Regions from separate parts of the Mus musculus genome. Here region 2 is linked to region 1. The links are chromatin loops, found by intact Hi-C in ENCODE. Cell type or tissue: left cerebral cortex. All regions are shown on one strand. Each heading gives the region's core, and the rest is flanking DNA. Links, peaks and the distances in the headings are about the cores only. Region 1 has its middle 29 kb from the start of Lsm8. Region 2 holds the start of Cttnbp2 (cortactin binding protein 2).

What was found. Hi-C counts contacts between places; a loop is a spot of excess contacts. Peaks named below come from ENCODE experiments on the same cell type or tissue, not always from the same donor. Only the 100,000 strongest peaks of a DNase experiment are listed, where the experiment ranks them.
Region 2: a loop joins it to region 1, with 5 times the contacts of the local background. A loop is called at or near these places in 7 of 42 quality-filtered maps.

The regions. Positions count from the first base shown.
Region 1 is chr6:18,812,184-18,827,780 of GRCm38, reverse strand. It overlaps the pseudogene Gm5874. Among named protein-coding and RNA genes, the nearest start is that of Lsm8, 29 kb to the left of the region's middle. In left cerebral cortex, for the core only: a CTCF peak has its summit at 8,216 (motif pointing right); DNase peaks (open chromatin) are centred at 8,224 and 10,475.
Region 2 is chr6:18,508,950-18,524,546 of GRCm38, reverse strand. It overlaps Cttnbp2 (cortactin binding protein 2), which reads left to right and starts at 9,678. Exons shown (of 23, transcript NM_080285.2): 1 at 9,678-9,892. The coding sequence starts at 9,812. In left cerebral cortex, for the core only: no CTCF peak of the experiment used is centred there; DNase peaks (open chromatin) are centred at 7,593, 9,669, 10,813, 11,336 and 1 more place; H3K4me3 peaks cover 2,427 bases; H3K27ac peaks cover 3,271 bases.

The DNA of each region.
Region 1 (15,597 bases), core at 3,644-11,643:
ACGTGTGTATGAAATCTGACAAAGTAATAAAAGCATTATTCAATATTCTTTACCATAAGCAATATTTTGTACAGCAAAATGTTTTCCCTTCAGTCACTTTTGGGTGTTTGTTCAGAGAACATGCACTAAAAATAAAAACTGTCTGAAAGAAGTTATATAAAAACACATGCTTGGGGATGATTAAAATATTTTCTGTGAATGTTTTTAAGAGCATAATATAATTACAGCAATTTCCTCTTTGCTCTCCTCCCTCCAAACCCTGCTATCTAACCCTTCTCACTCTCCTTTAAAGACATGGAATTTTTTTAAATTGTTATTTCATACATACATGTAAATGTATATGTGCATGATATATATGTATATGATGTATGTGTGTATATATACATATATTCTTGATTTTGGTCCTTAATGTTCTTTGTATTGATGTTTTTATGGTTGGCCATTTGGTACTGGACAGCCAATTGGTTTGCTCTTCTCTCAGGAAGACTACTTCTTTTGCTCCTAGCTTTCTTCAGTTCTTTGTTTAGGGCTGAGGCCTAGTAGACTTTTTCATTTCCACTTAGGTAGGTCCATTAGCTTCATCCACGTTTAGGTAGTCATTGTGGTGAGACTGAATGAGTGTAGCTTCCGACGTTACTAGGCAACACAATCTCACAGCAAATTCTTTAATTCTCTAAGTCTTCCACTATTTCTACCCCCTCTTTCAAAATGTTCTCTGCAACCTTAGCAAACATTTTAAAATATATCCTTGTATAACTGACAGTATTTACTCTGGACAAATCTCCTAGCCCATGCCATCTAAAATTATTGACTCAATTTCCTTCTTATTGCTCTAATAAGATTTTCTGTTCCTTCTTGTTCATAGTAGGAAGATTAGTTTTAGAATATCTTTTTTCTTAGGTTCTTCAACTTTTTGATATATAATCTATAATAGTCCACAATAATTACTTATCTTTTTTACTTCTGTATTATCTTGTTCTGTGAGTTTTCCTGCTTTTCATACTTTATACTGATGGCCTAACATGCCAGGAAAGAGTGAATCTCAATTAATGAGTTGACTCCATAAGATTGGCTTGTAGGCATGAATGAGGGGACATTTTCCTTATTGCTAATTGATATTGAGGACCCAGTCTCTTGTATCAGTACCATCTTTAATCAGGTGTCTGCTGTATAAAAAAGGTAACTAGTAGATGACTTCAAGGAAGTATCTAATCAAGACACACCAGGACTAACTCACATGTGAACCCACAGAAACATGTACAAGACTTATACATGTTCAGACCAGACAAAGTCCCAGCATTGTGAAGGTGAGTGTTAACACAAAGTTACATTCCTAATCAAGAATCTATTTGCACTTGACATCTGCTGGGAAAGGGAAAATCAGGTTTCTCCAAGAGAGTGTCACTGGGTATATAAACCATACTCGAGTGCAGGCTCTATGACCAGGAGTAGCTGAACAACACAAAACTGAATTCATGGGTTTGTTTGTTTGTTTGTTTGTTTGTTTGTTTTGGTATTTTAGTCTTATTAGTTTGGTTGAGTTTTGGTTGTTTTGTTTAATGGGGTTGAAGAGAGTAAACAGAGAAAACAGAAGAATGTGTGGTTAGGGAGGTAGGGAATATCTGGGAGGAGTTGTTGGAGTGGAAAGGGTATGATCAAATGTCAGGAGCCATCTAGGAAAAGCTAAAAGCATGCAAGGAAGTTTTCAGGAGATTGTCCACTGGCTTGCATGGCTGTGAAGGGTAAACTCTGAACTGTAGGGCCTTCAGAGGTTTCATCCCAGGATGGGTCTTGCTACTCATTTGCCCTTCCAGTTACTATTCCATAAGCTAACGATTCCTGGGTATTAGTTGGCCCTATTGGGCAGATTCTCTGCAGCTCAGTGAGAATGTACGCTAATGTAGCAATGCTGGGTAGACAAATTGATAATTTCATAATTCCTAATAATAATTTTACAGAATTCCTAAATTTATGTAATTTCCAGCCCTTTAAAAAGGTGTAAATAGGGTTCTGGAAACCTTCATGTGTTATGGGCTAATTGTACTAAGATAAGAAAACAGGCTTGGAACAAATTAACAATGAGGGAAACCATCCCTTCTAGGTTAGCTGGGACACTACTATCTGGTAACTAAAAGTCATAAACTGGGAGTGGGCAATTTATTGTGGGTGCAAGGACAAAAAAGAAAAATATTGACTTGTTTTTTTTTTAATTTAAACCGTTTTATTATAAAAGTAATACAAATGACAAATAAAATGTGGAGAAGGACAAAGGCATCCACTTGCTGCCTGCCATCCTACTGAAACCACTATCAGTATCTATTGTCACTTTCATAGCCTGGCGTGTCATTCACACCCATGACCACGCTAGTGCTCTTGTGTCCGTTTTCTTGCTGTAGCGTTTTCTCCGTACCACTCACTGATACCTGTCTATCGACTACGGGTGTGGGATGGCAGAGGCACCGCCAGGCTCCACAACTCTGCACGTATCCTTGGTGTAAACCCGCATGCAACTGTACTGTCTCTGATAAGAAAGTTCTAGGCTAACTATATTTGCAAGCAATATAGTGCTTCCATCGGAGAAGGCTTTATTCTGAAAGGAAGTTTATGGGTTGGGACTAGCTAAGTCAACCCTGACTACCTCTGAGATAAAAGACGAGCAGCTCGCTGAGGAGCCTCACATCCAATCTTTCAGAACTGAAGTCAGCACCAAGAAGGGCAGATGTCATCTTCTAAGAGAAATATTCTGAGGGTCTGGCAGCATAAATCCATCGGTAAGTTTATAATAGACTATTGTGGAATCTGACTCCACTATGGCCAAAGTAAAAGACATTGGCAGTTCTGGATCGCCTTGCAACTTTCTAGACGCCTTCAAGATTTCCCTTATCCTATTATGGCTGAGGGAAGCAGAAATGGGTGTAGGCACCACTGTCTGCAGCCCTTCCCCTTCGATCTCAGTGCCAAGGAGGCAGATGAGTTGTAGTTCTGGTATTCCTACACAGTTTACTTCATGCCAACTTTTACTCTCCATGAGATCCAGGTAAACCAAGAATGCTATATAAACTTGGGTGGCATCTCCTATATCTAATTCCATCATTTCTAAGTACTTAGGGTGTGTGCCCATCCAGGCGTCCTCCGGAGCCCATGTGTGGGCGCCGCCGCCATCGCGAACGGGAGCCAGGCCAGGCCCGCTACATCCCGGGGTAGGTTCGGAATCGCTGTGCTCCTCCATGCCGCCCGCGCAGAAAGCCGTGGTGCACCGCAAACCCCTGACTTGTTTATCAATACAAAACTTCAAAACTAATTAGACAATTGGCAGATAATTTGCCTCTTGACAAAACCATTCTAACTTAATAACATAAGAATTATTGTTTTAAACTTTTAATGAACTTCTGGAGCTAGTAACAGAAAATGAATGTTTAGTCAGGTACTAGTCTAAATGGAAACACATGTAAACATTTCTTTTGTGACTCCTTATCAATTTATGACTTGAATTGGTGTCTTTTTTTTTTTTTTGGTTTTTCGAGACAGGGTTTCTCTGTGTAGCCCTGGCTGTCCTGGAACCCACTCTGTAGATCAGGCTGGCCTCGAACTCAGAAATCCACCTGCCTCTGCCTCTGCCTCTGCTGGGATTAAAGGTGTGGGACACCACACCTGGCTTTTGAATTGGTGTCTTAAACTTGCTATGAACTTATGGAATATAAAGATGGCCATATTATCAACTCTCTGGAGAAAGTATAAGAACTAAAAAAGACAATAAGGGAAGGGCATTTTCTTACTTTCAGAAATGAAAAGGTAGAAGCTCTTTTGGTTGGAGATTCTTTTTCACGCAGAATGAATGAGTTTTTTTCTGCATTGACACTTGATCATTGGACTGTGCTCATGGGTACTTTCGTTCCATCCACCAAATGTACATATGCATATATAAGTATATGTATATGTATGTAAGTATGTATGAACACTAGTGAAGTTGCTGAGACGAGTGGTCGGGTCCAGCCAGTATGTGTGTGTGTGTGTGTGTGTGTGTGTGTGTGTGTGTACATGTTGCCTGTGTAAAAGATTTTAATTATTATCCTTCCTAATCTCTCTCCTTCGTGCAGTTGATGAGTTCCAAGCCTCTCACCTGGCCAGCAAAGAGGTCCTTGAGTGAAAGAGAAAAGAAACCAGTGCTATTATCACAAAATAGCAAGAGAGAATTACAGAGAAAGAGACCTGCACTATTTTTGTGCTCAGATTAAAGCAGAAAATAGTAAGAGAATGGAAACCAGTGCTTATTAAAGCACAGATAGTAAGATTATAAGGCCAGAGATCATCAGTCTTTGCCTTCATCCAATGCTGTGCTCCATTTCAACCCGTTTGGAGCAGGACTCTTGCATTCAAATACAGTATATGAAAAGAATTTAAGTTAAAAAAATTATTATTTTTTAGAAAGGAATTAAAACATGGTCCTGTAAGTCAGTAAGGAGTGTTTCCTAATGGTTTCTGCTCCAAGCTTCTGCCTTGATTTCCTACTGTCATATCTGTAAATGATGAACTTCGACCTAGAAGTATAAACTAAATAAGAATCCTTTCCTGCTCAAGTTGGTTTTAAAATAGCAGTTGCTTTTGTTTGTTCTTCAACTCCTTTCTTAAAGCTGGTTCTGTCTTGTGATTATAGCAGTAGGAATGTGACTAAGCATGTTGTCTTTGTACACAAGACATAGTGAGAAGGCTGGGCTGATCCCGTGACAGGCTATAAATTGGCAGTGAAGGAGACCAGGCCCAAATCTGTTCACAAGAACTGGGCAGTTCCAGGCAAGTCCAGGCCTCAGAAGTTGCCCTGCTACCTGGCCTCAGGCAAGGACAATGGGTCAGCAGCAATTTCCACAGCTCCTTAGCTACTTCCTTAGCAACAGTTTCCAGCCTCCATGCCCCAGTAATGGAATGTCCTAGAGACAAGTAAAATAAAGGTCACCTACCCTAGAATTCCCTAATTTGCTTTTAATCAGGCCTACAAGCTCATGTGATTGTCTCTCTATCTTGGTAACGGGAGTGACCCCAGCATGCTGGACTTCTGCAGAATCAAACACTCTTTGCATTTACATACTATTTGAGACTAGGGTATCATTCTTCAGCAAATCATGGACCCTTAGACTATCTCATTCTCTGATTTGCTTGCAAATGAAGGTGGATCCACTGAAGCCTGTACTTGCAGTTTTATATACAGTTCGCATAAAGTTCTATGCTTCTGAGTAAGGCTATGCTCTTTGTTTTGTTTGTTATTATATTCACTTGTTTGTTAGGTTGTATGTATGTGTGTTTGTGTGTGTGTGTTTGTCATTTTGCTTGGCTTATAAATCTAGGAATTTTAAAGTGTAGAGTTTTTTTGACTAAATGTCTGTTCTATTAGTTCTTGTCCTAACTCCCATTACTGACGGCCAAGTAAGGAAATACATTTGTGTAAAAAGCAGTTAAAAATACACAGGTAAATGATGGATTCACCATAAAAATATCTCAGAGATGTATAAATTACTGGCGCCAGCTGTGCTTTAAACCTATTTCTTTCCTTTGTTATTTTGTTTGTTGCAGATGTTTCCTATAGACATGTTATTGTACACTGTGTAGAATTATCCTTGTGTTATTCAAATGCCGATTTCTCTGCATCTATATCTAGATATATCTATATCTGTGACCTATATCTAGTCACAGTCTGGGGGCATTGCAGTGATTATTCACAGTACTCCTGTTTCAAGTTTGTATAAACATTGCTCCTCATTTATGTTCTGACTTTCCAACAGAAGCTTTTCAGTCAGTGTCTGGGCAGATGACAGAATAGGACAGGACTTCTGACAGGCAGTGGAAGGAAAAGAGTGAGGAGGAGGAAGAGAAGGAAGAGGTATTCGCCATGAGGAAGGGGTCCTGGAGACACCATGGGAGAACATAGCTGAAGACCAGTGAGCCAGAAAGTTGGGTGGAATGGAAGACGTGATGCCAAAAGCAGACTTTAGTGAAAGTTACAGACGTGGATAGAGGTTAGCAGACAAGAGTAGAATGAATCAAGCTGTGGTGGTCCACGTGGCATAAACATCATCAGAACAGTAATTATTTTTTTTTCAGAAGAGAAAATGATAATTTGGAAGTAGCATTAAAATAGAGCAAGACACGCCCTTAACCTCAGTTCTTACACTGATATCCTTTCAAGGACAGATAGGTCTCAGTAAGGCAAGAAGGTAAGTGTGATATTTGAAGGAAAAGATGCTGAAATAACTGACTGAATACAGGATACTAAATGGGTTTGCGTGGGAAAAGGGGGGTGTAGTATAAGGGTCTGAAAGCCGCTGAAGGAAGACTCCAGACTCAGATAGTATGCACAGAGAAAGAGTGCTTATTCTGTAGAAACAACCAGCATCTAGAGGCCAACCATTCTTTGAAATGGTAACCCCAGACAAAGGCATGTGGGCCTTTTTATAGGGAACCAGGAGAACCCTCAGAAAGATTAGGTAATCTAAAATTTCACTGGTAAGTGCTAGGGAGTCACAGGCGGTCAGTGGTCTGCATTCCTATTTCATGAATGTTTAACCATACGATGAAATGGGATTGTCCAGCACAGATTGCCATTTTGAGATAAGTTTTTTTCATAGTTATCCCCAGGCTATACTTTGGGAAGGAGTTTTATGATTGCTTTCTGGATTTTATGGTCTTTCCCTGGAGCTGGTGTCTTATGGCCTAGTTTCTAGGACTTATGGTCTGTCCCTGGAGCTGGTGCCTTACAGACTTTCTTTGAAATCAGTTCTGGTCCTTAAATGGAGACAAATGGGGTTTTATGTTGTCCTCTCAGTAGGAAACATGACAATGCATGGATTCAAAGTGACTTGGTGAAGTTGGAACTCCTAATGCTTACGGAAGTGTCCAGGGACATAAAGCACCATGAGCTTGGCTCTCACATCTCTTGTGCTTGGGTGGTATATGCACTCTCAGGTGTGAAGCTACAGAGCAGCCTCAAGGCTGATCCTCTGAGAGTTACTCTTTCAGCAGATGTGAGTTCTGGAACCATCTATAACCACTAGTTTCATTTATCTTGGATTTTTTTGCCAAGTTTTTCCAAAATCTCAATTTCTGCATGTATGTAAGTAGGACCTGATTTAAATAATCTCTTTTGCTTTCTTCAGATGTCTTAAATAGCAGAGAGGAAAAGAAAAATGGGGTCATTCCTGTCATCAGGAAAGTGTGAAGTATCAGAAACAAGTAAGCCTCTTTCACATAACCGATGCATCCAGAGCTAATATTAGGAAGATCGATGTGTGAGTTCATACATCTGTTATATTTGGCATCAAAGTATATTAATACCCTCCAAAAACCACAGACAAGTGACAGAACAATGCACCATGTTTTAGAGACACTTGGTTATGCCTTCCTGCTAAGGCAAAATACATTTTGTAACTCATAAATATGGATTAGTAACAGATTTATGATGTATCAAATCCTAACTCCTGAAGTTAAAATTAAAATGTACTCTTACTTCTCAGCTCCCTGTCATTCATTTCCCCTATCCTGCGCGTGATAGTCACTGCATTATTATTAATTTTTATATTAGTATTTTAGCATTGTAAGTAATAAATGAGTCACTTGAGCATATATAATTCCAAGTGATGAAAACATTGAGTTTTCGTTACTGAGTTTCATTTAATCAACAATGAAAGTGAAAGTGCTTCCTCACAGCTTATATTTTTGTTATTACAGCATTTCTATTAACCTACTTAGTTGAACTGATGGATTAATTCAGTCATTGCTACAAGCACACTAATCGATCAAAACTGATAATTTCACTCCAAACAGTCAATCAACTTTGGTCCAGTCAATTTTTTATGCTACATGAACAATGTATCTTCCTATTTCACAGAGTTCTATATCTTGGAAGGACTTTATTGAAGATGAGGGAAAAGCAACAATGCTTGATCTTAATGAGCAAAGACACTGCTTGGAATAAAGATGCATATGTCACATACTGAGAACACATTGGAATGACGAACGTCTTATCTATAGGCATTCATTTCAATCAGCTTAGCGAAACATTAAAAGTTTGAACATTCTCATTGTTGTAAAATGTTTTCTATGTATGGCTTAGAATCTCCTTACCTAATGAAGCTGAATATACTTTTACACTTCAGTTCTTTGATAAACAAGTCAGTATTCGCACCTTTCATCCGAGGTATTGTAGTTAAATCTGGGTAATTGGCCACTAGGTGGCAGGGCTGTGATGTGAATAGAGGCCACAGTTAAAAGCCAATTTCAGAAATTCCTCCAGGAAGAGTTTTAAAGCCACACACTGAGCACGTAGTATGTATTTTTTCCCACATGCTGAAGTTCCAAAGAGGACTATTTCATGGTCTCTGTCACCAATGATAAGACACTGTAATAGAATGTAATAGCCACCACAGGTCACTTCTTCATTTTAAAGCATACTGACAGAGTTTTGATTATCTGAAACTATGCTGGTGATGCTAAGAGGCTCTCAGAAGAGTTTGTCCTTTTCCTTAAACATATTATAAAACAGAGGCTATAATCCCGCGGTAGAGCCTGTTAGAATGTGTGGGACCTTAAGTTCAATCTTTTGCACCCACAAGCAGCAGAATTTTAGTATTACAGATGAAGTGAGAATCTGAAATGTAAAGCATTAAAATACAACTAACACAAAGTCTTGTCTAATGTTATTCCCAATCTATAGTTTCTCAAATATGAACAACTTTACCTCCAAAAGTACACTTGGCAAGTACATTTATCTTTATCAGAGCTGGATGAAAAGTGCTATTAGAGTCTGTAGGTAGAAGTCTGAAATGCTGCAAAATAGCCTAGAATACATGGGCTGGAGAATATTACTAAAAGGTCAGCATTTGGAACAAGTTAGGACTGGACTGTGATAGATAAAGCTTCTATCTCAAGATTTCAAGGTAAGACCTGTTGTTTGAAAGGAGACAGACAGAAAAGATGCTTTGGATGAAGGTTTGGGGCAAGCTTACACAACACTTGAATATATGTGACAGTTGGGATGAGAACGAGAAAAACTTGATTTAGCCTTAACAAAGGCAAGAAAGCTGGGCATGGTAGTAAACACCTGTAATCACAGCAGTTGAAAGCTTGATGCAGGAGGATTGAGAGTTTGGAGCAGCCTAGATCACATAAAGAACCCTCTACCACCCAAGACACACACACAGAGAGAGAGAGAGAGAGAGAGAGAGAGAGAGAGAGAGAGAGAGAGAGAGAGAGAGGGAGGGAGAGAGAGAGAGAGAGAGAGAGAGAGAGAGAGAGAGAGAGAGAGAGAGAGAGAGAGAAGTGGAGGTTGCAATAAGTAGGGCACCATTGTATAGCACACAGAGATGAGGTTGGGTTCATCTTTCACATTTATTGGGCTTGCAATTTGGTTTACCTTCTATTTTCATTCCTTTAAAGTGGGGAAACAGAGCTGGAGAGGCAGTTCAGCAGGTTAAGAGCACAGGCTGCTCTTCTGGGTGTCCTAACTACTTCTCTGTTGCTGTGAAGAGACACCAAGGCCAAGGCAGCTTATAAAAGAAAATGTTTGCTGGAGCTCATGATTCCAGCAGGCTCCAGTTTATGCCCACCATGGTGTGGAGCATGGCAGCAGGCAGGCAGGTAGGTATGGCACTGGCACATTAGCTGAGAGCTTACCTCCTAATCCACAAGCATCAGATGGACAGACAGACAGAGCACTACCTGAGAATGCCCACCACCAGCACCACTCCTCCAATTCTTCCCAAACAGTTCCAGCAACTGATGATGATTATTCCAATTATTCAAACATAACAGTCTCATTAAAGCAATCTCTACTCCCCACGCCCTGTTCACCCACTCATGGAAAAATCAGCTATCTCTTTCTTAGCATACAGGAAGAGATACCATTGTCATTAAAACCACAACATCAGAGGACTCACGTTTGGTTGCTGGCTCCCACACTGGGTGACTCTCAACCTCCTTTAACTCCAGCTCTAGGGATTCCAATGCTTTCTTATGGCCTCAAAGGACACCGCACTTAGATGGCATATACAGACACACACATATAGGAAAGAGAAAAATTTGAAAATTAAACTTTTAAAAGAGAAATTGTTGAAAAGATTCAGTATATATTAAATGTCCCAAACATAAATGTGTCAATAATGATACTTAACATCGTTAAGATATTGTGAGGATGCTAATTATATCACTATCCATGGTTGTCATTATGTTTACTTGGAAAATTGCAGTCAGGGCACAATAGTACTGTGTAATGATGAAAATGAACAACCAAGAGAAGAGGGAATAACACACAACAAAACTTTTGCAGGAGTTATGGAAAGCCAAGTCAGATTCATCAACATCTCCACCTTCCTGTATACTAGGAAAGAGATAGCTGATTTTTCCATGAGTGGGTGAATAGGGTGTGGGGAGTAGAGATTGCTTCTGTGATTAGTCAGATACAACCTAGTTAAATCAACTCCCTGCTGGTCCTGCACCCACACAGCTGAAGAGAATTCGGCTCAAAGTGATGACAATGATGACTGCTGTCTGCTGTCTCCTGCCCTGATGACCATTTTGTCCTTCTGTAGTTACTCAGGTGTAATGATGCTGATACCCTTCATCCGAAGGGTCTGACCTGATTGGCTCCATACTTTCTTAACTACCTGCTTTCTAATCCGTACCTCCTTCAGCCATAAATCACTCTTAGAGCAAGTTGTCTTCTTTGCCTGTTCCTTGACAAAACAAAAGTATTTAGAGGAGAACTTCAGCACACTAACTGCTATTATTTCTCTCGTGTTTTTTTTTTTTCTTTTTAAGTTTTACTCCTTTTGCTTCATCCTGCTTCAGCTCTTTGAAGTAAAACCTCTCAAAAGAATTCCCTGTACTAATTGTCTTACTTTCTCCACTACCTTTTCAATGGATTTGGCATTTTATAGCCACTGTTCCACAGATCACTCTTACTAAGACCATCAGATCATCGATGCAATCTGTTTTTAATCCAGTAGTAAGCTTTCAAGTCTCACTAGTGGACTATCAGTGGCATTTGACGTAGTCAATGACATTTTTTTCTCTAAAATTTTCCACGTGGATGCCACACTTTTCCCTTCCCCTCCTCTCCCTCCCCCTTGGCTGCTCCTTCTTAACCTCATTTGCTTTGCCCTCCAAAACTGTCCTTTCTATTTATATTGTCCCTGAGTGATATATCCAATTTCATAATTTTAAACACCATATGTTTATGTCTACTAAGTTTATATGTTCAGCTTGATTCCAGAGTAGTGGAAAAATACTCCTCATTGTCTTGAGCTAAATATTTATAGCTATCTCAAAATTAATATGTGTAACAGATAATGAATTTCTTCAGATTTCCTTACCTCTACTAATTGATGTGCCACTCTTATGGTTGACCATGCCCAAATTGTGTAATAATGCTTAAGACTTGTGTCAGAGAAACATCCTGCTTGGAGCACTACTCTTCTCAGAACTGGATTTGGTCTGCAAAAAGAGGGCCATGTATTGAGACTGAGGTATGATTGAAGATCTGTTGGGGACAGAGGTTGGCAAGCCAGCTTCAAAACTCACATAGGTGAAGCTCTCTCAAAAGTATCTTGAATTGATAGAACTGCTCCTAGAACACATTAGTAGCGATGGAAATAAGGCTTATATAGACCTGCTGTAAGATCAAAGGGTAGCATTTATAATTAGATGGCACTGGTACACAAGATTCTGAGTAGTGCTGCATGTGGGCTCAGCTATGGTACATCCCAACTTCCTCCGAAGACTAGAGCTGACACTCAGGGCCTTCTTGGCAAAGTTGAGTATGACTGACAACACTCCATTGAGCCACTGGGATTGCTCCCTGGTTTTACCCTTGATGGTCGGAGACTTTATGTGGTCTTCTCTTGGGTGAAAGCTGGCAAGCTTTGATGTTGCATAGACAGATGAGTATTCCAGCTATTTCCCACACAAGTTGATATAATTCTCACGCTTGAGCAAAGAGAGGCAGGGGCTAAGACAAAGCTCCTTTCATAAACTGTTGTGGAGTAAAGTCTGTCATGCTAGCTGCAATGACTCAACTGAGTGAGGCTCTGTCTGTGCCCTGTCACAAGCAATGCAAACAGGAAACACAGCTGAAAGAGCTAGAGATGCATTACCAAGGAACTCTCAGGTCCTCTGCTGAGATCCACCTTCTAGAAAGACACATCTGCCTACTGAACCACCCTTAAGTAGTACCAGCATGTTTCCTGGGCCCTTTGCTATATAGTTTTGGTTGTAGGACTCAATGTCAAATGTAATTAGACTCCTGTTTTAGGGAAACAAAGTCTCCAGAGGTGAACTACAGTTGAACCATTCCATCAGTGAGTTTGCTACCTGGATATGACTAAGCTCTCAAAATAGACTTCTTCAATCTTGATCCCCACTAGAGTTTCAACTTTTTTTGGTATCTGTAATGAAGAGACTGATCTGTGGATAGATGTAATACTATTGTTGGGACAAGATAGAATTTACTATTCTGCCTCTTTACCGATCCCCCTGCCCCTTTCTGTTTCTCTCCTCTCATTCTCTCTCTTTAAAAATACATTTCACACATCCTCTTCAGTTAATCTTATTGTTTGGCTCTGCTTTGAATCCTATACCAAATCTGGCTAATCTGTCTATTTTCATTACTATTTTATTAGCTTTATGAAGTAAGTTCTTTTCTGCTGGCCTGGAATTTTGCCACCATCTCTTGGCTGACTTTCCTATATCTTTCTCTCTTTCATTTAGTCCATTTTTAAACATGGAAGCCAGAATAACTAGGCAGATCACATTAAGGCTCTGCTCAAACTCTCCAATCTCTTTATTCTTAATCAGAATAAACGTCCTATAATCAAAAGATCTTATACGACCTAGAACTCCTTCAAATCTCATACCTCATCAGTAACTACTGTGCTGGCTAGTTTTATTTCAACTTGACTCAAACTGATGCCACCAGAGAGAAGGAAACCTCAATTGAGAAATCTTATGCCTGCATATGATCTGGCTGTAGGCTACCCTGTAGGGCAATGGTTCTCAACCATCCTAATGCTGTGACCCTTTAATACAGTTCCTCATGTTGTGGTAGCCACTAACCATAAAATTATTACATTGCTATTTTGCTATGGTTAAGAGTCAGAATATAAATATCTAGTACACAGTCCCTGCGGATGTCATGACGGGTTGAGAACCATACTGCTGTGGGTCATTTTCTTAATTAGATATTGATTTGGAAGGTCCCAGTTATTGTGGCTGGGGCCACTATTGGGCTACAGGTCCTGGTTTCTATAAGAAAGCAGGATGAGTAAGGCATAGGAAGCAAGCCAGTAAGCAGCACTCCTCCATGGTCTCTGCATCAGCTCCTGGGTCCAAGTTCCTGCCTTGCTTGGGTTCCTGGCCTCACTGCTAAATAAGCCCATTCCTCCACAAGTTAGTTTTGGTCATTGTTTTTCATCATGGGGATAGGAACCCTAACTAGTACAAATTCCTACCCAAAGTGGCTATTGCTCTGACATAACCCTGTTGCTTTGGGGAGGATTGAAAAAGGACTTTGTAACTTTGAAAGGCCATTGAGTGTTCAAAGCTCGATGAGCTTTTCTGTGGGAGATTGGATGGTAATGTTGAGAACAATTCAGATGATGGATGCCTGGCTTGTGAAGTTCCAGAGGGAGATCTGAGACTCAAAGGTTCTATTTGCTATTTTGGGTTGAGAATTGTGGTTCTGGTCAGCTGGGGCTGAAGAATCAAGTGTGATTAACAAGAAACCAGAGCCAATAAACTGAAACCTTTGTTTTCCTGATATACTCGATGCTATTCTGCTGCAGCTGAGGGATTAGTGGTGACTAGGAAGAGACCAGCATCGCTGAGCTCAAATCTCAGCAGTGTTTCCTCAGAATCAACACATAGTAGCTGTGTTCTAGAAGCAGTGAAGGTAACTCAAAGGACAGCTGAATGTGTTAGTGAGAGTCACCAAGTGGCACTGGTTTTGAAAGCAGGAAGGGCTCCTGACAAGCAGCAAAGGCTGCTTGATAGTGCAAGGGTCCAGGGAAGGTCATTGGTGATGGGGTAATCTCAGTAGCAGTTGAAGCCCCATGATCGAAATGGTCATGGACAGAATTTGAGGCTTGGAAGGCAGCCCGGTTGCTCAAAGACCTGAGGGTTTGCAAGTATCATAAATGACTACCAAGAACAGCAGTGGAGTGGAGCCTGCTGTTGCTGCTGGATCCTGGAAGACAAGCTGTGTGGGCTTCAGGAGACAGAGCCGGAGAAGTGACCCAAGTCTTTTGGAGGAGCCCCCAAAATTGTGAGTGAATCCGAGGTATTTGACATTGGGCTTTTTATACCATTGGAGTTTGGTTTTGCTTTGTTCAGATTGTGACTGTGTCCTGGTTTTTGCCTCCTAGAAAGTATTTAACTTTATTTTGACTTTTGTAGGATCCCCCAGCTGAAAAACCTTTGAACTTTCAAGAGAGATTTTCTATTTTTAAAGAGATTCAATATTTTAAAGATACTGAGCTTTTAAAATGTGTTTGAATTTGTAAAGACTGGGGCACTCTTAACTTTATTTATGTTTTATATTATGATATTAATAGCAATGTGCCAGCTTGCAGATAAACCAGAAAGGAAAGGTTCTCATTGAAAGGTGGTGTGTTTACGTGTAAAGTTTAAAATGGGTCAGTTGTGCTTGCTAGCTTTATGTCAACTTTACACAAGCTTGAGGCATTAGAAAGGAGGAAACCACAATTAACAAAATGCCTCCATAAGATTGGGCCGTAGGCAATTCTGTAGGGCATTTTCCTATTTCATTTATTTTTCTTAATTAGTGATTAAATTGGGAGGGCCCAGCCCACTGTGGGTGGAGTCACCTGGGGCCTATTGTCCTGAGTTCTATATGAAAGCAGACTGAGCAAACCATGTGAAGCAAATGAGTAATCAACACTGTGCTGTGGTCTCTGCATCATCTGCTCCTGCCTCCAGCATCCTGCCATACTCCACTTCCTGCCCCCACTGCTGTTGATGATGAACTGTGACAGGAACCATGACTAAAATAAAGTCTTTCACAAGTCACTTTTTTTTCTTTTTATTAGATATTTTCTTTATATACATTTCAAATGTTATCCTCTTTCCTAGTTTCCCCTCCAAAAACCTCTATTCTCTCCCCCTGCTCCCCAATCCACCCACTTCCTGGCCCTGACACTCCCCTATTCTGGGGCATAGAGCCTTCACAAGACCAAGGGCCTTTCCTACCATTGATGACCCAGGCCATCCTCTGCTACATATGCAGCTAGAGCCATGAGTCCCACTATGTGTTTTCTTTGATTGGTGCTTTAGTCCCAGGGAACTGTGGGGGTACTGGTTAGTTCATATTGTTGTTCCTCCTATGGGTCTTCAAATCTTTTTAGCTCCTTGGCTACTTTCTCTAGCTCCTTCACTGGGGACCCTGTGCTCCATCCAATGGATGGCTATGAGCATCCACTTCTGTATTTGTCAGGCACTGGCAGAGCTTCTCAGGAGACAGCTATAGCAGGCTCCTGTCAGCAAGCTTTTGTTGGCATCTGAAATAGTGTCTGGCTTTGGTGGTTGTGTGTCCTGGATTTC
Region 2 (15,597 bases), core at 3,501-11,500, 300 kb after region 1:
ATTTAATTAAAAGAGGCATACCTCAACAGTCAATTTGCATTTCTGAATTAAGTGAGCCTTCCCAAAATTTCTCTTTTTAGACTTTTCTAAGTTCATGTGGAGTTTTTAATATTTAATTGAATACCATGTAGTATTTGGCTTCAAATTAAAATTTTATACAAATAGCCTTGTTAGAGCAATTGTATATTTGTGTAATCATTTTATTAAATTCCATAAATTTCTTCCAAAACTGCATGTGTATTAGAGAGATTATTAATTCTTTAAAAGGTATAATAAAAGTCTAAAAAGAAATAGAACTAAGTGCTAAAACTATACAAGGAGGATTAAGGGAAGTAACCCTACATTTTATACACCGTTTTGTTCCTTCTTAGGGAAACTTCATTGACCTACCAAATATAGAGTTTGAGCTCTTGAAAAAGGCAAGTTAACAAATATATTTAATATATATTTGAAAAAGTTATGGAATTTTAAAAAGGAAAACATTCGTAACAATTCAAAAACATATTTTCAGGTTGGGACGATATCTTCTCTTGTAAATCACTCTCCAGAGAACCACGAGCTCCCAGTTCCTTCCTAAGGCATGTAAAAACCAGGCATGATGTTGGTTGTGGAGGTGGGGGGATGAGAGGGCCCTTGGAGCTTACTGGCCAGCCAGCCTAGCCTGATCAGTAAATCCTAGCTCCCTGATAGGAGTGAGGATTGAAAAAATTCTCTGTGCTCTCTGTCTCTTTCTCTGTCTCTGTCTCTGTCTCTTTCTCTGTTTCTGTCTCTCTCTCTTACTCACACTCTCTCTCATATGCATACATATATGCACAAATGTTTGACATTCATGAACACACACTAAACTCTTATCCATACTTAGCATTCATTCCAGCTAAGAACTTTAGTAACAGATCACAACATACCTGGAAGTACTTGGCATGATGGACGTCACAATACAAACTATAGATAGTTTAAATTATCAACATAATTATTGGAGTGATTCTATACTTATGAACACTTAGAAAGCCCATAAATTAGGAGCCATGCCATTGCCATTAGATCTTCTTATTTACCGGCCTAAAGAGTAAACATCTCTATTACAATTTGGCTTTTCAGAGAAAGAATTTTGATCACTAAACTTAAATTTATCTCATTGTTTTTATAATCCTTTTGGCTTTTTTATGTGCTTCTAGTTTTGGAGCTCCAAACAACTGTTGCAGCTCTAAGTTCTACCTTTAACCTATCCTACGCATTTCATTCTGTGAATTTGGTACCTTTATCTAAGACAGTGTCCCTAAGTATTACCACAATGTCAAAGGGGCCCATGACATAAGACAAGGAGGCGCTAACACTGACTTTTCCTGCATGTGCATCAGTGTATCGCTCTGCCCACATACTGGAACCATTCAATAAGTTGGAGTACAGTTTTATAGTTGACTTGGCAGTTTCAGGTACTGTAAACCCACCAGTCCTCATTGAACCTTGAACTATAGAGAATCTGTCAGAGATGCAAAGTTAATTTTAGAATCCTCTATTCATTGGAACCTACTCATTTAATCCTTAGCTTCGCTTATTCCGAATGCTTTCTTTTTATTTTAAACACATGCCTAGAAATAAGAGAAACAGCAGTACATAAAAAAACAAAACAAAACAAAAACAAAAACAAAAAAAACTAAAAACTGTCAATGGGGCTCTTACTTGGTGGCAATATATCTCACTAATACAAACTGACCTCTATTGCCCGGGTGGCATTCTGTGTCAGACTACAGATGAGAACATATATTAGTACCTCATTTCTATTTGTCAAGGGATATGGGGGGAGTCTAAGCTAGGCTTACCCCACACCCAGATGTAAAACTATAGGCCTAGATACAATTCAATTAGGATACAAGAAAAACTAGGATTCTTTGTGAGACATTTTCTCTCTAAGTAAACACATGTGGCTTTCATTGCCAACTATGATAGACTGTGTTGTGTTGAGCCAACTCTGAACTAAACCAACAGTAAAATGGGACCATGTATATAAAATGCCTATCAGTAAACATGAATTCAAGTAGGGATTCAGAAACTATGGTTCTTGAGGGAAAGGTTGGGATGGTTTGGAGACAGTTGGGAAATGAGAATGTGACTAAGTGGATTCAAGAGGCAGACCTGGGTTTGGGAGGTTGCCTAAGTGCCTTTCTCTTGGAAGATGCAACATCAGAGTGGGAGAAACTTAAGGAAAGAGAGTTCAGATATTGAGTACTAAATTTCCTCTAGAAATTAAAGTCAAAAGACAACAGGATCTGGAAGGCTTAGGAGCTAAAGGAGAAAGAAATCATAAACAGGACACACAATAAATTGCTATATATACATATGAACATACATATATAATACATATGTGAGATTGATAAATTGTGTTGTATTAAAATCAACAGTTTTGCCTGATTTACTTATAGAAAGAATCTTCCTCCTAGATTTTTAAACTTATGTTTAAATCTACCATTCTGGTTTTGTCTCAGCAACTCTAAATGGGATTCTGTAATCAAAGCAGAACAATTCAGTGTGGTTGGTATGTGAGATGCCTTTACACACCGCTCAAGCTTAGTAATCTGTATCCAGTGTAGTTGAACTCTCCTCTGCCAACACCTCATTAAAAAAAAAAAAAAAAAAAAAAGTCTGGCAGTGACAGTCCCTGCCTCGTATGAGGGCATATCTATGGCCACAGTGTGTAGGGTAGAAGGAAGAGCAAACTGAAAGGTGTCAAGCAAAGCTACATTGTAATGGTGCCATGTGACCTGAAGGGTCAGTAAGGAGGGTGAGGTTGAAAGCTGAAGACCCTGAGGAGATATTTGTCTTAGTTTGGGTTTTACTGATGTGAACAGACGCCATAACCAAGGCAACTCTTATAAGGAAAACATTTCATCGGGGCTGGCTTACAGGTTCAGAGGTTCAGTCCATTATCATCAAGATGGGAAGCATGACAGCATCCAGGCAGACATTGTACAGGAGAAGCTGAGAGTTCGACATGTTCATCTGAAGGCCCCTGGGAAAAGACTGGCTCTCACAACATGGCTAGGAGGAGGGTCTCATTACCCACCCCCATAGTGACACACTTCCTTCAACAAGGCCACACCTCCTCTAACAAGTCCACACCTCCTAATAATACCACTCCTTGGGGCAAGCATATTCAGACCACCAAAATATTAAAGGAAAGAAAAAGTAGTGGTATTCAACTAAATTGATTCTTTAGACACGAATGATTAAATTGATAAATAATAAATACTGGGTGATGATATCATGATAAAAGGGCATTCTATTTCCATAAGCAAATATGTATATTATATTGTTAACATAAAACATTTTCAGTAGGAAAATGTTGATTTCCAGGTGTAAGTTTCATTAGCCTACAAATGAATTCATTGCCCCCAGAATCTAGTAATACTAAAGCCTTTTTTCCCTTTCAATTCTCAGTTCATAAATATAATTAAGCCTTCAATTCTATCTATGACATTGTTTCATAAATATTATGAATTAAACTGTATTTTGTATTCATTGGTTACTCAACTTCAATATGAATATTTATGCTATTTTCTCTCAAATAATACCATCATATTTCCAAATGCTTTAAAATGAACACAATAAATACTAACTTTAACTGCTTTGGTTTTTTTTGTTTGTTTGTTTTTGTTTTTGCTTTCTATCTCGAATGATAAAAGTAAATATTGCTAATAGTTGAGACTTGGGGCAATGTGAGGTGACATTTATGTCTCAAAAATACAATGTATTAGAAATTCCATTAACTACAAATACGCGGTATTTTCTAGAGAGTACAAAGGTATTAATTCACTTCACTTATATGTAGAACTTTGTGTCTGTAACTTAAGCAAGTCCTAACCATGTCAAGCATAAGCACTTTCTGCATAATTACTAAGACTGAGACGCATCATCTTTAGCTTCTTTTAAATTCTTTGAACACTGAACTTGCTTTTGTATTGAATAGAACATATCCAGCATTAAAGGGAAATTTTAAGGTTTAGTTTTATAATGGGCTCTGCACTTCTAATCAAAGGCAGGAAAGGTCAGTTCTCTCAACCTATTTATATAGTTTTAAAACTTTCTAAGAAAAATACAGCTCTGCTATAATTAATGCCTAACAGTATAAACACTTCTGCCTTCACCGTTGCCTAGTAACTGCATACTGCAAGCCAGTGGGGTGGCTAAAGAGGCTGAACAAGTGGTCTAGCTAAGATCCATTTCCAATTCAGATGGTTGAGGGGCAGCTGTAGGCCAGATCCTTTTGTTAAAACTGTTCTTTCCCCTCAAACATCCTTGTACACAACTTATGCTTGTAAGTGATTTCTGCAGGTAGGGATGGAAACCAGGAAGTAATGATGGAGAAGAATTTAGTAGAATGGATCCAACTCTACCTGGGTTTTCTATACTAGTCCTGCGGTCTATTAGAGGAACTCAACCAGGGGATGATATTCTTAAAACCTCTTTATATCTATACTTCTTCAGTAAAATCTCATATCTGAGCTGGGTGTGAGGCTTATACCTGTAATCTCATCCTTTGAGATGCTGAGGAAGGAGAATCAGAAATTCAAAGCCAACCTGAGTTGGAGGCCAGTTTGTAGAGGAATTTTAATCCACCAATGTGGCTGCTCTAGCAAGGGATTGAATCCAATGATATGATCTGTCCAGAATGCAGACATGACCTAGATTACAATATTATCTAGCTGAAGCACACATGCCCTTAGTACACACCTTTAATTATTAACAATAAAGGCACGGTTAGTTTGTAGAAAGAAACAGCCATGTTTGAAAGTGACAGCTAGTTGAAGGGCAGACAAAGTGATGAATGAGAGAAAGATTTGATAGAATGAGTCAGATAAGATATGCTGAACTCTGATGAGAATACTTGGTCAGCTAGAATACTTAAGAGCAGCTCAGGAAGAGAGAAAGGGAGACATAGATATGTGGCATGTGGCAGGTGGTGACAGTTTTACAGGGACAGTTTTACAGACAGAACAACCTAGACACAGGTGAGCACAGAATGAGTCAGAGGATGAGAAGAAGCCAGAAGATTAGAACATATTGCCTAAGTTAGTATGAGGCCAGGCAGAGCAATTCAGTCAGAAACCAAGGGAAGCCAGATTGAATCAGTCAGCTTGGAAGATTAGATTATACAAAGGATAGAAGCTTCCAGGCCTAGGCCTAGGGATAATAAAAACAAAGAAGTAAATGCTCTGGTCTCAGCCCAAACTGTGTGTTCACACAGCCTGAGGACAGCTCTCATCTCATCACTTCATCTGAGGAAACAAAAGGGGCATTTGAACCAGTTTGAGTAACACAGTTGGACCCCATCTCCAAAGGAAGACAAACTACTACCCACCTCTCCCCCCCCCAAACCCTGGTATTTGGATACCACTTTGGTAATTAAGTGGTTCCCAGATGCAGATCCGGATAAAAGATGGCATGATGGCTAGTCTTTGTTGTCAACTTAACTATATCTAGGATCATCTAGAATCCAAGCAGCTGGGCATGCCTATAAAAGACTTTCTTGATTAGATCCCAATCATTAAGGGAAGACACACCCTAAACCTGGGCTACCGATTCTGGTTCTAGCCCACATAAAAGGGCAGGTGAAAAGGAAGATTTTGCTGTTTGCCTGCTTGCTTACTTTTGCTGGCAAGTTCATCTACTCTGTTCCTGAGACTTTTCTGCTGGTGCTAGAACCTACTTCTTAGAAATTCCAGTGTAGACTGAAGACTGGCACTTCTCTGGGAATCCTCAACATCAGCTTGGGAGTGCTGAGATATCCCATTTTGTAAACTGAACAACTACCATATTCTTTGCCTTTCAGTCAGGAGACAGTCATTGTTGAACTACCTGGACCACCACATATATGCAAGCCACTCTAATAAATCCGATTAGATAGGTGTGTGTTATTCATTCTTTTTTTTTTCACGTGTGAGAGGTTTATTGAGAGGGAGAGAGAAAGGAGGGAAGAGGTGGTGACAGAAAGAGAAGGGGAAAAAAGAGCGCGTTATTCATTCTGTTCTGTTCCTTTAGAGAACCCTAACTAAATACAGATGTTATCTAAGGGGAGTAGGGTGATTACAAGGTTACAGGTGATTTACATTTGGCTTTGACTTGCTTCCTTCATAACAGATTTAATTTCCTAATTAAATTTTGCTTTAGCTTAGGTAAAATTAGTTTGCATTTCCTTGGCACACACCAACTACAGTTGGTGAGGAGGGCTTCCAAATCCATAGATTGTTGACGAGAATGGCTAAGGAGATTCACATTAAATTTACTGAACTAACCCCACAAAGAGACTCCAGTACATGCAGATAATGACAAGTTATCTATGAAGGATGGCAGTCAGGCCATATGAAAACCCATTTCCGGCAAATCAAGACCTGACCTTAGATGGGGTGCTGGGGGCTAGCATACGTTCTGTCTTCCAGAACTCCCGAAGTTAAGATTTGGGGCTCCCTAGGTTGGCCACTTCATTCAGACAGGAATAAGTGTGGGAAGGGACCACTTCCATTGTATAACTATAGTCTTTGGGGTGTAGTCAGAAATGATTTGTTACTTGGTAATTTTGTCATTTGGCAAAGCTAAGGCATGATAGCATATGGTTTGCTCTCTGGAATTATCATAAATATCATTTGACTGAAGTAAAGGATTCTCTTCCATGGGGCTGGTTTTAGAACATGCATATGCTCCTTTATCTTTTCACATGGAAGGAAACCTCCCCTTGCATCACGATGTGTAACTCTCTGAGTTCTTGGCTTTGTGGCTCAGAGGATGTGGCTGGGGAGGCCAAGAATGGGTTTAATCAGGAAACCGCTTGGTTTCCCAACCACTGTCTCCATTCCTAGCCTCCACAACTCATTTCTCTGATCTTAAAAGAAACCTTTACAGAGAATCCTATAACTCAACACCTCTCTCCCTCTCTCCCTCTTTCCCTCTCTCCCTCTCTCCCTCTCTCCTCTCTCCCTCTCTCCCTCTCTCCCACTCTCCCTCTCCCTCCCTCCCTCTCTCCTCTCTCCCTCTCTCCCTCTCTCCCTCTCTCCTCTCTCCTCTCTCCTCTCTCCCTCTCTCCCTCTCTCCCTCTCTCCTCTCTCCCTCTCTCCCACAGTTTGCTAAACAATAAACCTCAGGTTACTTTGTCAGGAATATACCATCTATTTACAAAGAAAAATTAATCCAAATATTAAGGCTTGGATGTTTTTCTCCCCAATATATTCAGTATCTCTCCTTCCATTTTCATACAAATCGGAATCTATGGGTGAAGAACCTGGTTCCTCTCTACAATAGCAATTCCCCCCACCCCCACCCACCCACCCACCCTCTTCTGGTTCCAGCTTCTTTCTTCTACCTGCCTGCCTTTCAGAATTTTTCATTCTGTCCCTGGAGTGTCTTTCAAGGTTATGATTACTGAGCAGTTTAATCAAGTGTCAAAAGAGTTGTATTCTGGAGTGACCAAGTCATTGTCCTTTCAGATCTGTTTGCTTTAACTGCAATAGAGACTGGCTTTGGGTAGAAGGAGTTAATTTACAATAGCCTTGGAAGCTACTGGGAGCTATGGAGAGAAATTAAAGCAAGTGTCCTCCAGTAGAGAGGCAGCTCCAGGCCAGACCACTGGAGTGGGAGTTAACCCCTCCTCCTTTGCTGCAACTGCAGGATGTTCAGTCAGTTCATAGCAATGACAGTTTTAGGATAGAAGCAAAGGCTTCTCTTTCCCATATCCTGGGTTTTGACAGTTAAAACATGTGCTCTACTTTGGTTTTTATGCCTGTAGGGTTTTTTTTTTCCATTTACATACATACACATAAGCAAGAGGGGGAAAAATACAGGAATTGACTCCTTTTTTTGACACGTATCTGTTTGGGTTTTATTTAGAATGAAACCAAGCTGTTTCTTTCCAATGATGCAGTTAAATTTTTAACGTTATTATAAAATATCTTCAAATAAATGAGGCATTTAAAAATTGAGCTGCAAGCCTAAGAACATATCTACTTCCGAGCAATAAGGGGTTTTAGATACCTCTCCTTAATTCCTAAATGAAATATATTATTTTTTTCCTCCTGCCTCTCCTTAGAAGTATGCCAGGTAATTTTTAGAGTAATAATTCAGCATCGGTATTAAGAAAACTAATGTACAAAAACAATTTTTTAAAAATAAAAACAAAATCAGGAAATATCCTTGCTTTTAATCTTAACTATTTACGATCAGTTCAAAATCTTTTACAGTCACGTGCTTTCCTTTCGCCTTAGAAGTCTAGATAGTCTCATATTGGGTAATTTCAAGAGAGCAGTTGACTAAATGAAAGCAAGTGGTGTGATGACCAAGACAGAGTACAAGCCACAGGCAGAGGAAATCAGCCAACAGTAAACAAAGGAAACTCTGTGCCTGGGTAACTTGCAGGTGGTTCCTAAGCTCTGACCCTTAACCTCGGGGCTCCAGGTGTGTTTCCTGGACTGCTCTTTCTAGGGGGAACTTTCTAGATTTTGTTGACCGATTCCTTTCAACGTCTTTGTAGAAAATATTTTCTTTGATTTCTGACAATATTCGGATCCAGTTCGGAAAATGAACAGTTAAGGTGTCAGGTCCTGTCAATGAGAGCAGGCTGGGATCTTGTTGTTTAGTCATTTTGTTTGTTTGTTTGTTTGCTTGCTTGCTTGCTTGTTTTCAAGGCTATACTCCATGTACTGAACATTCCAGTCACCCACCTTCCAGAATATCAAGCGTGGGATTGGATGGTGCGTTGATTTGGCTTCAGGGAGACAGAGTTTGAATGCCTCCATTTGATTATGTGCTTTCAATGAACAAAATTTAAAAAAAAAAAAAATGTTAGAGATCTGGAGATTTGGGGAGGTCTTTGCCATAAGGTCTCAATAAGGTGATAGATTTTCAGATTCTGGGACTTGGCAGGAAAGGATGAGAACAGAATTAGAGGCAGGAGAAGAGGAGATTAATTGCTTGGGCCTAACTCATTCATATAAACTCCAGCCATGCATTTCCATATGATCATTTTTGACAAAGGTCTGTGTGTGTATCCTTGTGTTCTCATCTGTACGAAAGAAACTCCTGTTCTCTCAAAAGTAGTAAGACATTACTGGATACCTGGTGGTTTTTCAGAACAGACCTCAGGCTTGGGGCGGGTGGTGGTGGGAGATTCCACCTTCTTTGAAAAGAAACCCGAGCAGATAGGTACCTGCGGAGGAAGGGCGCTAAAAACAGCTGGACAGGGACTTTTAGCTGTGAGTTCAGACTTTCAGTTGATGGTTTGAGAGAGAACTAGCATCGAAGATGCGATAAAACAAAGCCGGGTGTACAAACCAAGAGGATAGACGTGTCCAGGCGACAGGGGCTGGCAAATATTAAGGAAGGCACCTCATTGGAGCTAGTGGAAGTGAGGGACAGTTGCTCAATTTTAGATTTATTTCACATCCAGGAGTCTGGCCTCCAGATCGGCTTGTGCCCCACTGTCTAAGCAAAGATTTTGGCCAGCCCGTCGCCTCGAGGGAGGAAGCTTGCTTTCTTTTGCATCCCCCGGTGTTTGGTCCCCTCGACACCAGCGCGAGGCCGCGCATCTCTGGTGCTGGTTCTTGGTCCCGTGGGAGCGACTGGGCTAGCGGGTGGGCGGGGCGCCGCGTCTCCAGCGCGCACAGGGTTAAGCGGCAGGGGCGGCGCGGAGAGGCGGGAGGGGGCGGCCGAGCTCCCGGGCTGAGAGCGCGGCGGCCACAGCCAGCAGCGGGTTAAGTACCGCCCGCGCCGAGAGAGCTGAACCCCGCCGCCGCTCCGAGCTCGCATTCGGATCCGCTAGAGCAGGAAGATGGCGACGGACAGCGCGAGCTGCGAGCCCGACTTGTCCCGCACCCCGGGTGACACGGAGGGGGCCACGGCGGAGGCGGCGGTAACCGAGTTCCCTGGGCGCGGGGAACCGCGTAGACGCGGGCTGGGGTTGGTGCCAGGGTCCCCACTGGACACTCCCCTAGGGGTGCCCGGTCCTTTCCTGGGATGCCTTGTCTTTCTCTAGGGTGCTCCTTTAACTCCCCGAGGTCTCCCTTCCCAAGGGTTTCCCTTCCTTCTCCAGGATATCCCCTCTCTCCTGTTCCTCTTCCCTTGATTACCCATTCCTTCCCCGGGGTGTGCCCTTCGTGTGTCCCTTCCCCGTAGTGTCCCCAGGGCCAGAAGCGGGCTCAAGTGGGGAAACGCCAGCCCCCACCCCCGGGTACTAGGGGCCTGTCGGTCCTTCTGGACACCACACGCGTCCCTGGTGACCCCTTTGCTCACTCGCGGGGTATCTCAGTCTCCATTGTTCACCTCTCCGGGGTGCGGAGCGAACGCCAGTCTCGGGGTGCCTGACACCTCTCAGGGGACCTGGGGTAGCAGAGGCGGGAAGGTGAACCATCGCTAGGCAGGTGTGGGGATGCTCTTTGTGTGTGTGTGTGGGGGGGGGGGGGGCTCATGTGTCTTGGGGAGACTGGTGAGAGAGGCCCCGTAGCGCCTGCACTTTGGGTACTAGCTGACTGCCACTCGCTCAGTCATCTGTAGGGACCTTCTTCCCTAGCTAAAGCGGGATTGAACTGGGTTTTCTGAACCCGGTGTCAAAACATTGTTCCCTTTCCCTGGCGCCTTGACTTGCTTAGGCTCGTACCTGCTCCCTTCTTTGATACTCTAAATGTCTGCATGCACAGACATTCTCTTCTTACCCTGCTGTGGGGTCTTGACCCACAAAGCCAGGTTGGAAAATATTTGCAGGTTGAGGAAGCAGCTCTTGCTAAAGCTGCAAAGACCTGCAAAGAAAGACAGGTCTGGGAGCGCCTCCCACTCTTGGCCAAATCCAACAGCTCTTTTGGAGGAGTGGGACTGAGTGAGCTGAGTATCGCATGGACAACCCCTCAGTGTCTTCCACCTCCAGATCCAAATCCGGGTCTGGGCAGCAGAGGGCAGGAACAGATGTAAACAACCTGAGCTGTTGAATTTCCTCCCACCTCTGGCTTGGAACGAAAAAAAAAAAAAAAAAAAAAAGATGTGGAGGAAGGTACTTGGGTTGATAGCTGCAAAAGGCAGAACACGAGAGGAGGGGAGGGGAAGGGGCACCACTAATCCCCATCGTGAAAGTGGAAGAATCTGGGCTTGGGGAGCTTTTGGGGGAAATTGAGTTTTCCATTCTTTGCTAATAAGAACTTTAAAGATATTTCAAATGAAGCCTTTCCCTTGTGAGCTACTTTCTTTCGGTGACAAGGGAGAAAGGGTCTATTAAAACAAGTCCCTCTGGGAGTTGAAATTATGGACTGTCCTGTTCTCCATGAGGAGGAGGGGGGAAGTGGAGGTGTGGGAGAACTCTATTCTTCTCCCCCAGGAAGGTGGATAGTTTGTTTAATCTACTTAGAAAACACCCCTTTGTGCCCGCAAGATATTTCAAGCACAAGATAAACCAACTCCAGCATGTGCTTTGTGATGTGTGATGTATAGGACTATAAACAAAACTGCATTGTCAGGAAGACTTTTGTTCCAACAAGGTCAGTGTTCCCTGTCAAGTGGTTAGAAATGTCAGGAGCCTAACTCAAATGCGGATAAATTAGCAGCTGGATTTTTTGATTCTTATTAAGTCAAGAAAAAAAAAATCTGGAAAGAACCTTCTTCATGATTCCCAAGGGATCCTGTAGGCTTCCAGCCTGCAATAACAGTACTTACTGTTTTTGTAAAAGTAGCTGTTTACTTTAAGGAAAAATGTTACCTTTTATTCTGTAAAATTGGAATATATATATATATATATATATATTTTAACAAGAAGTTTGCACTTGAAAAAGGAGCTCTTAACATTAGCTACTTGAGTAAACTGGTCTTTATTTATTTATTCATTTATTTATTTCGAGGCAGGATCACATGTAGCTAAAGCCTACCATGAACTCCTCCTCGTAAAGTGCTAGAATGAGAGGCCCTAACCCCCCCCACCCCCCTCCTCCACCCCAATCGCCAGCCTTAGCTGTTTTGTTGTTGTTTGTTTGTTTTTGGTTAAAGAAAACGTACAGTAATTCTGTTTGTCATGATTGTTTTTCATCTAATGGTTAAAAATTAAATCTATATTTTGCTTTTTGCCAACAAAAAACTTTATATATATATATATATATATGTATATGTATATATATACATATATACATATACACACACACACACACACACACATACATTTGGCAGAATTAGGCTAGTGAAGCCTCAAAGCCATTGGCTATTTTTGAAAGTGCATGTTTTCAGAGGGTTTTTTTTTTCCTATTTAGATTGTTGCTTAGTAACTGGCTTAATTTATAGTTTGCAGTTTAATATAATTTCCAGTGGAATGTTTTAAATTTAGTTTGTTATCCTTGTGCTTCGTTGTTTAAATCCTGAAAGCACCCGGAGCTAACAGCTACATTATTCAATAGGATCGTATTAATAGTCTACGCTGTGATCCATGCTGGGAGCCTGGGTTATTTTCAGTACCTCAGCCAAATGCGATGACTTTTATAGGCCATATTGCTATTTCTGCTCAGAATGTAACTCTTTCTGGTAGGCAGTATGGAAAGCAGAGTCTGCTTTGTATTGTCACTGTGGAATTTGGGAGTAAGAAAAAAATGGAGATCCATTTAAAGCTGTATTTGGGGAGGCAACCAGTGCCCCCCCTCCCGGACTTCTGGATTAGCTGATATGCCAAGCTTAGGTGTAGATGTTGCCATGAGGGTGGCAATTACAAGGAATACCGTGGCATCGGGGTTTTTTTGGTTAAAAAACACATCAGTGTTAAACTTTTACATCTGGCACCTTGAAAATTTTGTTTTCTAGGTGGCAATATTGAACAAAAATGCAAAAAAAAGGGGCCTTCTTAGCTAGTTTTGTTTTTTTACTTTTCACAAAATGAAATCATAGTTTTATAGTAGCCGGAGAATGTTGAAAGTTTGATAGAATAATTTAAAAGGGGAATGACATGAACTCAGCACACGTCACTCATCAGTCACGAAGGTGGTAACATCGTGGGTGGGTAGCATCTTTACTGCCTTTGACCTGTCAAAGTATGGCTATGGTAAACTCTGCAGTGTACAGAGGAGTCAAAGACAGGCATAAAAAATGTGGACAGACGTTTTAGGACTGACAATAAGAGAGAGAGTTCCTACTGGAAGGATCTGGAAATGTTTTATGAAAGGCACTGGAGATAGCCCATGATGGAGGACATGTGTGCTGGGCCCTCAGAAAGATGATACGAATGGAGATGGCAGAAAATGTTGTGTAGCCATGACGTTTCTTGAGTTTCCTCTGCAGGCATCCCATGCAAAGGTTCGCAAAGAGGAGTAGAAAGCTGTCACCATTTCAGCTATAGGTTTTAGAACGCAGCTTAGGTTTTGCAAAGTTTGAAAGGTTAGGATGGAGGTATTTTTACATGTTACACTGTTGGTTTTTAAACAATGGCTTACATATTTCTGTTTGCATCTGTTCTGTCTATTTTTACAGCAATTGGTGCTGCTGTTAAATTTCTCATAGGAGTAATTTTGTGTTGAAAAGCGTTTGGCCATTTGTGGTTGAATCCATACGAAAGCTAAATTACCAGTTGGTTCTGTTCTTATGTGTTTCCCATAAGTTTATATGTTGACAAAACATTTTACAGCATTAGTGCTTCTTCAGCAAGAAAAGATAGCTGCTGTTGATCGTGTGGCCATCAATGCTGTAGCGGGGGTAGAGTAGAACCTTTCAGGAGAGTTGTATGAGTTGATTTCTTAAATAAGGCTCATTAGAAGCTCTCATAATTCTTGATGTTGATCAGCTAATTGGAAAATATACTCTGTATTACAAGATAATAATGAAGATGTTGGTCTGTGGTTTATAATAGTAAACGCTGCAGATGTTTCAGGCCTTAAGTCAATAGACAGACTGACTTTCTTCCTGCCTTTCTTCTTCAGTTATGAGCACTGGACATTATGGACAAGTGTTTTTTAACTGAGCTACATCTTCTGGCCTTTGAATTTCAGTTTTTAAACATCTGTTGCTTGCTGTAGGGTGGAGGGTTAGTGTACATGCCATGGCTTACGTGTGCAGGTCAGAGGACAGCTTGGTAGAGTCGGTTCTCTCCTTCCATCTCTGGACCATGGGGCTCATACTCATGTCGTCAGGTTTGGGAGGCAAGTGCCTCTCCCTCCTCAGCCATCTCACCAGCCCCATTTTCATGTCCGTTTTCATTCCCTTTTCTAAGCTGTTCTTCTTAATGACGTAACAATGCTTTCCAGAGTTCTGTTTTCAAAATTTGATTTTCAGTGCTTTTAGTTTTTTTGTTTTGTTTTGTTTTGTTTTGTTTTGTTTTGTTTTTTCGAGACAGGGTTTCTATGTGTAGCCCTGGCTGTCCTAGAACTCACTCTGTAGACCAGGCTGTCCTCAAACTCAGAAATCTACCTGCCTCTGCCTCCCAAGTGCTGGGATTAAAGGTGTGCGCCACCACTACCTGGCTAGTTTTCTTTTCAGTCTCTTGTCTTCCCTGTGATAACTGAGGCTGAGCATGGAATGGTCACATGTTGATGAACATAGTGCTCCCTTCCTGGACTTTTCTAACGTTAAAGTTAATGCCACATCACTCATTAGGATGGTGTCTTAGTTAAGGTTTTACTGCTGTGAACAGACACCATGACCAAGGCAAGTCTTATAAAAACAACAAAAACATTTACTTGGAGCTGGCTTACAGGTTCACAGATTCAGTCCATTATCATCAAGGTGGGAGCATGGCAGCATCCAGGCTGTCATGGCACAGGCAGAGCTGAGAGTTCTATGTCTTCATCCAAAGGCTGCTAGTGGAAGACTGACTTCCAGGCACCTGGGGTGAGAGTCTTAAGCCCACACCCACAGTGACACACCTACTCCAACCAGGTCACACCTATTCCAACAAGGCCACACCTCCAAATTGTGCCACTCCCTGGTCCAAGAATATACAAACCATCACAGGTGGAGAGGAGGGAATGGTTGATAGATGAGAGACAAATTCCTAAAGGTTTGAGCCCAGGAAAAGATTGGACAGAAATGAAGAGATTAGTCAAGGCTTTAGAGTAGTGGACAGGCACATGGGATGTGGGACTCGAATCCAGCTTCACACGTGCCTGGCAGAGATGGAGTCACTTCTCTGCCCAGGGCTCATAGATCTTGCCACCTCAGCTCATTGGGGAAAAGACTTAATTAGATTCCTCTCGACTAATTACCTACTGCAAGACTTATATTACATTTAAAAAGGCTTTGTCTTGGGCTAAAGTGATATTGTAGTCAATGAAGAGCTTGAAACTCACTTAAGAAAGCCCAGCATGGTAATGTGAATTCACTTTAGGGAGGTAGAGACGAAAGGGTTTCTTGGGCTTTGGCAGTCATGGCCAGCCAGGTTATCTGATTGGTGAGATTCAGAAAAATGCTGGAACCTGTCTGTACAAGCAAGGTGCCATCACCCATGGACCATATAAAAGAACACATTTATATTTATCTCCCCTCCCTCTCCCCCTCTCTCTCTCCCATCCCTCTCTCCTTTCCTCCTTCTTCCCCACTTTCTGTCCAGAAGTTACTGTCCAGAGTGTAATGGCTATGGTAGCATTAATGGTGAAGTACTGCCAAGAT